Linked DNA regions of Homo sapiens: region 2 is linked to region 1. Evidence: read pairs that join two places in POLR2A ChIA-PET (ENCODE). Cell type or tissue: Panc1. All regions are shown on one strand. Each heading gives the region's core, and the rest is flanking DNA. Links, peaks and the distances in the headings are about the cores only. Region 1 overlaps ZNF142 (zinc finger protein 142). Region 2 overlaps VIL1 (villin 1).

Region 1 (2,909 bases), core at 137-2,636:
TGGGGAACCAGAGACTGTGGCAAGAGGCTCTTCTGTTTCTTCTGGCTCCCTGGGAAGCTCCAAAGGAGCATCTTTTGGAAGCAGTAGCTCTGCTTCTTGTGATGCAGGTGGGGGCTTCCCACTTTCTGTGTCCTCTGAGGCCTGGGTACCTGGGAGCACAGGTTGCAGAGGGATGGGTGAATCTGGTCTGGGCAAGCCCTTGTTCTTTCTGAGTAGAACAGGGCACTTCTTCAGCAGGTGGGTGCTGAGGCCGCGTTGTTGCTTGAAGCTAGCCCCACACTCGGGGCACAGCAGGGGCTCTCGGCGGCCTTGGCACCCAGTCCTGGAGTGCAGATTCAGGGCCTTCTCCCGGCGAGTGATAAAAGGGCAGTGTGGGCAGCGGAAGGCTCGCCCCTCTCCCTGGATCACTACCATCTGCACCCGCCCCTCTAGCACCAATGCCTCTGCTTGTTCTTTGTCCTGTCTCCTTAGGGCCTTGAGTAATGACTCTGACTCAGGTAATGGGGGCAAGGGTGCTGTCTCAGCAGGTGGAGTTGTCTTGAAGGTTCCTACCCAGTTGTTAGGAGCCTCCTCTAAGGATGGAGGATTTGTGGAGGGCTCAGACACTGGCTTTTCCAGAAGGGGATTTTCTTCAGCACTCAAGTCAGAAGTCCCAATACCTTCAAAGCTAGATAGCTCTGGTCCTTCCAGTCCATCTGGCCCTTCCAGTCCCAGGGGCCTGAACTCCATAGGGGCTGTTTCAGTGACCTCCTCAAGGGGTGGCTCAGTCACAGACTCCAGCTCTACTCCCAGGGCCTCTAGGTGTAGTGTGCAGCTGCCCTCCTCCACCTCTGCTGGGCTGGGACTGCCACCCAGGTCACCCCCATGGGGAGCCTCACTGCCCTCCTGTCTTCCAGTGTTGACCTCCTCACTCATCTCTGGCAGGGCCTGGTCCAAGCTGGGGTCCACCACAGTCCCAGGTTCGTGACCTGGCCCCTCAGGTCGGGCTGACAGCTGGTTTGAGGGCTCTGAATCTGGTGGGGGTGTTGGGCCCTGCATGGCCCCTTCTGGCTCCTGGCTTGCATAGCGGAGCTGCCAGGCCTGGTCTCCAGGTACATAGCCATGGGCCTTGCGTTTATGGAACAAGAGTGTGGTGTTGCTGAAGGTGCGGTAGTCACAGAGGGCACAGTGGAACTCACGGAGGCGGGTATGCTTGCAGTTCTCATGGCTCAGCACAGCCTGCTTGTGGCGGCTCTGGTAACTGCAGTAGTGGCAAGGGTAGAGTGGGGCCGGTGTGCCAGGGTGGTGCTGGGAAGCCATGTGCTTCTGCAGCTCATACTTCCGCTTGCAGGCGAAGGCACACACCTCACACATCAGAGACTTGCCCTGATGCCGCAGCTTGTGGCTGCTCAGCTGATCAGCCCGGTGACAGCGATAGGAGCACTGGTTGCACTGATACCTGGCAAGGAGGGAAAGGGGGAGGCAATCACAATAATTAATCACAACAACTAAGAATCAGTCAGTAAATACTTACTGTGGGCCAGGCTCTGCACTCAGTATCATACATGTGTCACCTGATGTAACCCTCCTTTTCACTACCCTATGAAACTGGTATCTCTATTTTCCAAGTGAGAAAAACTAAATCACAGAAGTTAATAATTTGCCTAAGGTTGGTTACAAAGTAAGCCAGGAGCAGAGACAGCCTAGCTTCAGGGCCTGTGTTCTAAGCCCTATTCTGTACTGCCTTCCTAAAAGAAAGTAATCATGAATCAGCATGACCCACTGTAGACTTCCAAGGAACTGACGTGGCTACAACTCCACAGGGCAGGTTTCTGTGCCTCATTTCCCTTCTCCCACAGAGGCATGACAGGTCTAGAAACCCCTTAGCCAGCTGTGCCATAGGTCAGAGAACTTGCCTGGATTTGGAAGTGGCAAGATTGGGGCATGAATATAGTGTCTATCCACTTTCCCAGGGCCAAACTCTGAGAACTCAAGTGACACCTTAGTCTCTAGGCCTATACTGTAGGTCTATACTCCCTTCCCAGAGCCCAGAGAGTGCTCGCTATGTGACTGAGCCACAGTCACAGAGGCCAGCTGTAGGCAATGGAGTTGAGACAGTGGGAACAGAGAAGGGTGTTAGGAAAAGACTCTCTTTTTTCTTTCCTTTTCTTTTTTGAAACAGAGTCTTACTCTGTCACCCAGGCTGGAGTACAGTGGTGCAATCTTGGCTCATTGCAACCTCCACCCCCCGGCTCAAGCGATTCTAGTGCTTCAGCCTCCCAAGAAGCTGGCATTACAGGCGTCTGCTACCATGCCCAGCTAATTTTTGTAGTTTTAGTAGAGATGGGGTGTTGCCCAGATGGCCTTGAACTCCCAAGCTCAAGCAATTTGCCCGCCCCGGCCTCTCAAAGTGCTGGGATTACAGGTGTGAGCCATTGCACCCGGCCTTAGGAGGAGACTCTCCAGGGACCGGAGAAAGAAATAGGGCCAGAAGTTAGATCCGAGAGGAAGCTAGCTTGGCTAAGATTCTTGGGATTGGGACGGAGGCCTATGTGTGTGTTGTACCTGAGGTCCCCTGCATGTTTTCGCATGTGCACACGGAGGTAGTGCTTCCACTTGGTGACATAGCCACATTCAGTGCACATGTAATCCTTGGTGTTGGAGTGGGTCAGCATGTGCTTGGATAGGTAGCTCACGTCTCGGCATGTGAAGTCACACAGCTCACACTTGTGGGGCTTCTCACCTTATATGGGGGATGCGGATGAAGGGAGAGAACACAGGTCAGATACAGATCAAGTGGACAGACCATTTCTTCCAGCAAGCCTGCCCTGATGCCAGGGAGGAACAACAGCTTCATGTGCTACCTGAGATGGTGAAAACCTCACAATAATAAAGGGCTGCTTCAGGGCCCTCTCAGACAACTACTCCCC
Region 2 (2,909 bases), core at 271-2,770, 210 kb before region 1:
TGTGGTGAAGCAGGGACACGAGCCCCCCACCTTCACAGGCTGGTTCCTGGCTTGGGATCCCTTCAAGTGGAGTGTGAGTGGCCTCATCCCAGCATGTCCTTCTCTAGCCCTGCCTGGAGATCAGTGCTGATTCCTGCAGGCCATTCTGTCTCTTTGGGATATATGACCTGCTGATTTAGAAAGGGGCTAGAGGAGGCTTAGAATAGAAAGTAAGGCTGCACTAAGGCCATTAGGCCTCTGGTGAGAGGGAAGAAGTCTATCAAAAACCAAGGCTAATTATAGTGCCTTGTTTGTGCACTACATTTAGAGCAAAGCTGCTGGATAGTATAGGTAAGAAATGTACTGATTACTTAAATTAAAATTAAACACAGTTCAAAATTCAGTTTGTCACTAGCCACATGTGGCAGCTGGCTACTGTGTTGGGCAGCAGAGGTGAGAATGTTCTCATCATTGCAGCAACATGGTGGATCCTCCATGCCAGCTGAAACACGTTGGTTCTAAAGGACTGACAAATGTCTTCCTGGTGCTAAATTCTAAGCAAAATGGGTCATGTGTGTGGTCCTTACCTGAGGGATGGTGTGCCAACCTCCCACGGGGTGTTTCCTAAACTGGCCCCACATAGAAGCAAGGGGCAGATACCCACAATGGAACTCCAGCAAAGGTTTTCGGTAGGAAGAAGGCCAAGGTACAGTGAAGCCTGGCCTGGTGGCTCTGGGTGCTCTAAATTGTCACAACAGATGGCTTTAGGGAAGCAGAAAGCTTAATTTCCTTAAATTTGTTGGTTTGTTTTTTTAAATTCTGCAGTTAGATGGGCTTTTAGTTTTTACTCAAGGCAGCATATCGAGATGCCAGGTTTTCTCAATCCACTTTAGTTATCACCTTTCCCTCACCTCAAGTGTGTGCTGGCTTCTCTCTCAGCCTCATTCACTCATTCATTCATTCATTCATTCAGCATAAGTGTGCTCTAGGATATGGAGATGGGACTCCTCAGAGCCATGGTCCCTTCACTCCTCTGTGGCAGGGCTCCCTTCTATTATCTGGGGGGACCCCCACCCATCCCCAGGAGCCCTGCATTTCCCAGAGCCTACATAGCCTAGGCAGGGTTCTCCATACTGCCTGTGGGTTCTTGCCCTGGCCCCTGCAGGTGGCAAAAGATCCTGCCCATCCCCATGTCAGGCTGAGCTGGGACAAATATAGCCTGCGCTCCACTTTTCTGATCTGGCAGCCCCTCTGGTCCCAATCTCACCATCTAATCTCCTTTTTCAGGGACCCTCCTCCAGCCTCAGCCTTCATATCCTCTTTCCTTTCTTACCACTAGGCCCCAGACCAGCCTTCTTTTCATTCCTGAGGGAAAATGGCTTCTCATCCATCTCCTCTGCTGAGATCCAGGTCTAATCTGTTATTTACTTTATGTGCAGAACACCAAATCCTATGAGGACCTGAAGGCGGAGCTTGGCAACTCTAGGGACTGGAGCCAGATCACTGCTGTGAGTCCGGGGCGGGGTGGCTGGGCCCTGCAGTGGCCAGCTGGTGGTCAGACCTGTGGGAGCCAAGAACGCTGCAGAGAAGACACCAGAGTCCTGTGCTTTCCCTCCTATTTCTCCCCCACTTCTCATTCTTCTTGCTGTTTTACTTCAGTGCCTCTAGTGGTTTTGTTTCCTCAATTTCCTAGTGAAATGGTTCTCAATTTTTTTTTTTTTTTTTTTTTTGAGACACAGTTTCACTCTGCCTCCCAGGCTGGAGTGCAGTGGCAGGATCTCAGCTCACTGCAACCTCCACCTCCTGGGTTCAAGTGATTCTCATGCCTCAACCTCCCAAGTAGCTGGGATTACAGGTGTGTGCCACCACGCCTGGCTAATTTTTGTATTTTTAGTAGAGACGAGGTTTCACCATGTTGGCCAGTCTGGTCTCAAACTCCTGACCTCAAGTGATCCACCAGCCTCGGCCTCCCAAAGTGCTAGGATTGCAGGCATGAGCCACCACACCTGGCCTGGTTCTCAAATTTTATCATGCATAGAAGTCGGGGAGATGGGGGCAGGGAGTGAGGGGGAAGCATATTAAAATGCAGATTCCAAGGCCCCATTCCCAAATATTCTGGTTTATAGACTTAGAATTGGCACCTAGGAATCTGCATCTTTTAAATCTTATTTTAAAAAGGTAATTTCATGTAGTTAGTCCATGGACTACACTTTGAGAAATAATGCTGTCTCTATACTCCATCACCTTTGGGATCCCTTCTCTAGGTAGAATAACTACAACTCCTTTGGTCTTTCAGTGAGTTAACAGAAGTGTATTTAGGCTGGGCACAGTGGCTCACGCCTGTAATCTCAGCACTTTGGGAGGCCGAGGTGGGTGGATTGCTTGAGCCCAGGAGTTTGAGACTAGTCTTCGTAACATGGGGAAACCCCATCTTTACAAAAAATAAAAAACAGCCAGGTGTGGTGGTGCGTGCTTGTGGTCCCAGCTACTCAGGAGGCTGAGGTGGGAGGTTGGTTTGAACCCAGGAGGCAGAGGTTGCAGTTAGCTGAAATTGTGCCACTGCACTCCAGCCTGGGCAACAGAGTCAGACCCTGTCTCAAAAAAAAAAAAAAAAAAAAACCCGAAAAAAGAAAAGAAAAAAAATGTATTTAGCCTTTAGGCCTGGGACACGGGAATATGAAATCAAAACCTTTGCTTTGAGAAGTTCACAGGCTTATAGAGAGAACAAGACAGAGCTAACTCTGAGGAATGTGTCCAGAATTCAAGAGCAAGTTCACAAGCACACTGGGGTATAATCAACAGATGGTCAAAACCTGCAGCACTCATGAAACCCTTCTTGGTGGACTGACAGTACAGACTGGCATGTATAGATAGGTCAAGGTTAAGTGAATTTATAGATGACAATTTCACAACAGATAAGAGAGACAGGG

What was found. Peaks named below come from ENCODE experiments on the same cell type or tissue, not always from the same donor. Only the 100,000 strongest peaks of a DNase experiment are listed, where the experiment ranks them.
Region 2: POLR2A ChIA-PET joins it to region 1 with 5 read pairs; 2 of 35 experiments call an interaction of 5 or more read pairs at or near these places.

What each region holds. Positions count from the first base shown.
Region 1 is chr2:218,643,627-218,646,535 of GRCh38, forward strand. It overlaps ZNF142 (zinc finger protein 142), which reads right to left. Exons shown (of 11, transcript NM_001379659.1): 8 at 2,545-2,722; 9 at 1-1,438. Among named protein-coding and RNA genes, the nearest start is that of ZNF142, 15 kb to the right of the region's middle. In Panc1, for the core only: no CTCF peak of the experiment used is centred there; no DNase peak of the experiment used is centred there.
Region 2 is chr2:218,437,240-218,440,148 of GRCh38, forward strand. It overlaps VIL1 (villin 1), which reads left to right. Exons shown (of 20, transcript NM_007127.3): 17 at 1-73; 18 at 1,419-1,487. Among named protein-coding and RNA genes, the nearest start is that of VIL1, 20 kb to the left of the region's middle. In Panc1, for the core only: no CTCF peak of the experiment used is centred there; no DNase peak of the experiment used is centred there; H3K27ac peaks cover 106 bases.